2 separate regions of the Homo sapiens genome follow, and region 2 is linked to region 1. A link is a loop called in an ENCODE intact Hi-C map of the cell type or tissue named here. Cell type or tissue: endothelial cell of umbilical vein. All regions are shown on one strand. Links, peaks and the distances in the headings refer to the core of each region. The heading gives the core; the rest is flanking DNA. Region 1 overlaps PLSCR4 (phospholipid scramblase 4). Region 2 has its middle 28 kb from the start of PLSCR4.

Region 1 (2,928 bases), core at 260-2,759:
AAATGTACAAATGTATTATGTATAAATGTATTAAATGCAAGCTTCATATAATGACACCAATGTCTCTAAGTTGCTCAGAGATCTTGACTGGCTGTGGCCCTGGCCAGCTCCTTTCCTGATAGTCTGATTCTGCCTTCATATATAGGCAGCTCCTGATCATCCATGCCAGTGAATGAGAAAACAAGCATGGAATATATAAACTTTAACATTAAAAAATGTTTTATTTTGTAATAAAATCAAATTTCCCATTGAAACCTTCAAAAACTTTGCAGAATGAGGTTTTGATATATGTGTACAAGTAGTACCTTCTTAGTGCAAGAAAACATCATTATTTCTGTCTGCCTGCCTTTTTGTTTTTAAAAATGAAGACTATCATTGAAACAAGTTTGTCTTCAGTATGAGGACATGTTGACGGAGAGGAAAGGTAGGAAAGGGTTAGGGATAGAAGCCAGGTTATTTTATGCCAACAAAGTCTGCTCTAAAAAGCCTTATTGTTTCACTACCTATTAATATGAGAACTCTGGATTCATTTTCCCTTATCTCATGTTTATAGTGTTTTAAGCTTACTTTGTATATGTTTACTGGGTTAATGAGTCACAGCTTTTCAGGATGAACTCCTATTCTACTAGAGAGATACTCAATTGAAACACACTTTTAGATTGTGTTCTTGCAAGCCCACTCTCAGCTGTCAAAGTTAACACCCAATAAAAATACTCTACAAAGCAAAGAAATACACTTGCAAATAACTGAGTGCTGACTGTAAGCCCAATCCAACTTTTCCATTTTTCAAAATTAACCATAGTTGATGGCTTGCTGTGTCTCTCTATCTTGAACGTTGTGGTGGAGATCTTTCAAAATACATGAAGTCCTGAAATTGGAAAAAGAATTATATGTAGATATATAGATAATTAGGTATAATGCATGCGGTATTATCCTTTGTAATTTATTAGGGGATTCCCCCATTCCAGTTAAAATACATAAATTTAGGGAAATATTTATGAAGAGCACCTACTGTGAAGAGCAGCAGTTACAAATTTGGAACTGTTAGTTTTCCATTTGAAGTGCCAATTAACTGAATCTCATCATTAAAAAGAGGAAAAACTTCATAATCTCAGGATTGGACAACCCCAAAGAGTACAGTGACAGGCAGAAAGGAAGGAGGAATGGGACATCCACTTTAGAGTTATTTCACTAAGAAATCATAGGCTAGGCATTTTTAAGTAGTGACAATGACAAATAACATGCAATGATGATAATTATACCCAATGGATACCTAATGTTATCTAAGTACTCCCCTGGTCATTTTACCATGATAGCTAACATTCATAACCCTGAAAATTATAAGTATTTTAATCTCCATTTTACAGATGAGGAAACTGAGGCTTTCAAGTGTAAACACTTTCTAAACCATGTAACTAGTAAGTGGCACAGAGATAAGTTGGATTGGTTTCAAGGCTTATTCTTTATACTACACTATACTGCTTCTCCATCAGAAAGAACAACTCTCTCAGGATAACTCAAAAATAGAAGGCTTACAATGAGGAAGCAAGCTCCAAAAATCATGGCTTTCATCTTCACATCCAGGTCTAGTGGGAAGTGAATGTCAAAATGGTCAGCATCTGCCATTGCTGATAACAAACCATTCCACTTCCGGATAATACTGCCGATGTTGGATATGCCATCAAGGGATTTGACCTGGAATGACAAGAATGTGCCTTTATGATGATTGAAACGCATTGAAGCATGTTTTAATGTTCTGCTTATGTTCAGATAACATAAATACAATGCAGAAAAAGACTATGTAATTATATAATTTGAAATGAGAAAATAATGGCCAAAAAGGGTTAACTGCCTTGCAACTGGTTAATAACTGAGCTAGGGTATTCTTAAAAGTCTCAGACTGCTGCTCTTTCTTCATCTTCAAATGAGTTATTAAGGGACCTTTTAAGAAGAGGTATGATTTGAACTGATTATGAAATTCTTCTCAACATAGTAAAGGGTGGGAATTGGGAGAGAGTCACTTCCAAACTAGGGAAACCTATGAGCAAAAACCGGGAAACAAGTACTGTTCACTTCACATCACTTAAGTTTTTGTGAGTGAAATTCACCTTGTCTTCTTAATATACGGCCAGATACCAACGAGCTTCAGTTTCTAAAAGGGGAAACCTGGCACTTGTCACAGGGAAAATATCCAAATACTAACTTCTAATGTCACTTGGCAATGGGAATGATCACACACACCCTGCCCTAGCAATCTGGCTTATCTACATTGCTCTTTTAATAAATAAGCAATGCTTAACGATACAGTAATAGAAAATAAGAACTAAGGAAAGTTTCTTGAGTATCATAGGAAACATATGAGCAAGCAGTTTTGAAGATGATGAATCTTGCCTAATTGCAAGGCATTCAAAAAATATTCTTTAAGAAGCCTAGGAAATATTTCTAGGAATTTCCTGTGTCAGACTCGTAGGGTAATGAACCAGCATTTTGTAGCCAGTGAGATAAAGGCAAAACAAAATAATTTTTCTTTTTATTGAAAAAAATGTTAAAACTATTATAAGTTTTATCCATATTGTTAGTGTTATCCGATTTCTTGAGGATGCTGACAGACTTGTATCCTGCAAATAAGTATTTCCACAGCCTAAGGAGTACTTGGTATGTTCTGTGACATGTTGGGCACTTGCATTACTTAGAGCCTATATTCCCAGCCTAGAAATCTAGGGAAAAAAATGGTTAATTACATATAGCCAACAATAGAATAGATGAATTAGGTCAAGCTATTTACTCTCAGAATATTTAATGTATTAAATGATTTCTTTTTATTTTTATCAAGTACTGAAGTCATAAAAAAAGCTTTCATTTTGGAAAACCTCAATCTACTCACAATAACTTTAAAATCTTTTGATGTCAACTGGTTAATTAACTCTT
Region 2 (2,928 bases), core at 134-2,633, 83 kb after region 1:
AAGAAAATAAAGATGTATTGTCAACTACAATACATATACATATAAAAATAATTATAAAACAAGAATACTTTTCAATAAAGATTTAAAGAAAGGCCTGACATGGTGGCTCATGCCTATAATCTCAGCGCTTTGGGTGTTTCAGGCAGAAGTATCACCTGATGCCAAGAGTTTGAGACCAACCTAGGCAATGTAGGGAGACCCCTCTCTCTATATAAAAAAAAGTTAAAAATTAGCCAGGCAAGGTTTAGCATGTCTGTAGTCCCAGTTACTTGGGATGCTAAGAGAGGAGGATTGCTTTAGCCCAGGAGTTTGAGGTTTTAGTGAGCTATGATTGCTATGATTGCACCACTGTATTCTGGCTTGAGAGACAGACTGAGACCTTGTCTCTAAAAAAAAAAAAAAAAAAAAAAAAAAAAAAAAAAAAAAAGGTTTAAAGAAAATATTTTATATGAATCCTATTAATAAGTTCATAAGATATAATACTTTGGAAATGCCTTTTATATTCCTGGTAACTCCAAATACCTCAGAATAGAAAATAAGTTTACATTCACATACCAGAGGATACTGTTCAGATCAAGAAACTAATTTAATCCCTCTGTCACTTTCTCAAATCTATGATATCTTAATCTCACAACTTTTGACTGCTAATAGCCATGGCTGAGATTTGTATTTCAGCTTCTCTCAGTTCTATGTATCCACAAAGATTTTGAGTTTAAAGGTCTTGAGACTACTAGGTTCACAGATTACTGCCACATTCTGTCTTCTTGATTTATCATTTATCTCAACTAACCATATACTTGTAAAAAATAACAGCTTTATTGATACATAATTTATATAGTATAAAGTTCACCTTTTCACACTGTAAATACAGTGGTTTTTGTTATATTCACAGAATTGTGCAAGCTTTACCATTGAGTAATAGTAACTGGCCCAAGACACACAATAGTCTGGCTGTCATCCCAGACCATTCCAACTCTTATGTTCCTGGCCTGCTAATTCTTAAATTCCATTTCCATCTGTTTCCTGACTTTTGATCCTTTATTTTTCATTTAACACTTGCTTCTGCCCTGGAGACTTGGCATTTGTCTCTTGTCTCTAATTAATGACAGTCTTCTAAGGACTTTGACTTAGAATTGTTCACCAGAGCTTTCATTTTGGTCACCTCTGGAAGTTCTTCTGCCTTACTTGTTTTCTAAGAATCTACCCATGGATATTGCCACTCTAGTCAGATGATTGTTTTCCCATCAGGAAGTCATTCAAACATTTTGCTTCCAGTTTTTGTTTCTTTGGACTCAGTCTTGATGAAGCTATAGACACATGGATGAACTCAGACTCTCTCTTGAAGATGAAGGAAAAGTAGAGGTCTCGTTTGGGAGAAATTTAGGGCATGTCCTCAGGAATTGGGAATTACTGCAAAGCCAAGCAAATTAAGATACAAGATACATCGCAGTGAGGTACAGATAATTTGCCTGGGACTCCTGATTCTAGATCGCCCCTCAGGAGTTCACACGGTGATTCTCAGCATAGGACAAACCAAGTCATAGAATTCATATTGGACATGGCAGAATGTGTGCAAGGGAGCATTTGTAGGTGCCACTTTGATACAGACATTGTTAGCATTGAAAGGACAATGCACAGAGATATTAGGCCTCCTGCAATACATAGAGCAGTCCTGCACAAAAAGTGTGTTGGTGACTTTGATGATTTTGAATCCCTAATGGGTGACATGAAAAAATATGTCATAAACTGTCATCTGATGGATTTAAGATTATTGATTTATCCCATCATCTCCCTGCATTTCTGTTGCCTTTGGCCTACCCCACCAGTGACTTGGGTCACAACCTTGGCTCTGCTTACCTGCGGATGCCCTGCACAACAACCTGACTCCCAGTGGAGAGATTCTTCCCTTTCCCTGCCTCAGGGAAAGAACTGGTTATTTGACCCAGAATGGCTATGTTTGGACAGCATTCCTAGCAGTAGGAAAGGGTTCCTGAGCCAGTATGTGAGTTTCAATACAGCTAGAGGGTAAGAAAATGGACTCTGGCCCCAGGATATCTGGATTTGAACTTGAGCTTTACAACTCACTAAAGGGGAGATGACTTCCAGGAAGTTATCAAACTTCCTTTTGCCTCCGTTTCTTCCACAGTAAAAAAGGGGTAATATTAGTACCTGTCCTAGAGGTTTGTTATGGAATGAAATGTGTCAATACATAAAAAGTGCTTGTGAGAGGCTCTGTAAGTAATATGTTAGCTTCCCCTCCACCCTCAAGAAGCCTGCATCACTGATGATTTATCTTGGAATAGGAAAGTCAAATGACAATTAATGCTGATCACTAGATTTGTGACCTTGGTAATTTCACTTCACCCATCTTTATGTTTCTCTCTGGTAAATAAGGTTAAGAATTCCTGGGGACATTTTGCTAAGTGAAATAAGACAGCGACAGAAGATCAATGACCTGATTCCACTTATATGAGGTAACTAAAATAGTCAACTCATAGTAGCAGAGATTAGAATGGTTGCCAGGGGCTAGATGGAGGGGGAAATAGGGAGTTGCTATTCAATGGGCATAACGTTTCAATTTTGTAAGATGGATGTTAGATCTGCTGTATAAAATTGTGCTTAAAGTTTACAATACTGTATTAAAACTTACACATTTGTTTAGAAGGTAGATCTCATTAACTGTTCTTGCCACAGTTTTTTTGTAAAGCTACAATTTTGCCTCAGTTATTCCACAATGACTTACTAAGATTTCTCTTCCAAAGACCGGGAGCAGCACACAGCAGCAAGCATCACGTAATGTACGTAAGAACTCACAGGCAGAGGGTCAGCAGGAATGAGGGTCTCTTGTTTTTGTAATATGCTAGAGAGTTGTGATTGGACCATGGAGCTGGGTCCTGGCAGAGATATTCTGCCCCTCGCTGCTTTTTT

Evidence for each region. Peaks named below come from ENCODE experiments on the same cell type or tissue, not always from the same donor. Only the 100,000 strongest peaks of a DNase experiment are listed, where the experiment ranks them.
Region 2: a loop joins it to region 1, with 6 times the contacts of the local background. A loop is called at or near these places in 1 of 110 quality-filtered maps.

What each region holds. Positions count from the first base shown.
Region 1 is chr3:146,193,588-146,196,515 of GRCh38, forward strand. PLSCR4 (phospholipid scramblase 4) reads right to left here. Exons shown (of 9, transcript NM_020353.3): 8 at 1,537-1,695; 9 at 1-868. The coding sequence ends at 824. Among named protein-coding and RNA genes, the nearest start is that of PLOD2, 34 kb to the left of the region's middle. In endothelial cell of umbilical vein, for the core only: no CTCF peak of the experiment used is centred there; a DNase peak (open chromatin) is centred at 1,644; H3K27ac peaks cover 1,729 bases.
Region 2 is chr3:146,277,177-146,280,104 of GRCh38, forward strand. No RefSeq gene overlaps it. Among named protein-coding and RNA genes, the nearest start is that of PLSCR4, 28 kb to the left of the region's middle. In endothelial cell of umbilical vein, for the core only: no CTCF peak of the experiment used is centred there; a DNase peak (open chromatin) is centred at 1,085; H3K27ac peaks cover 1,566 bases.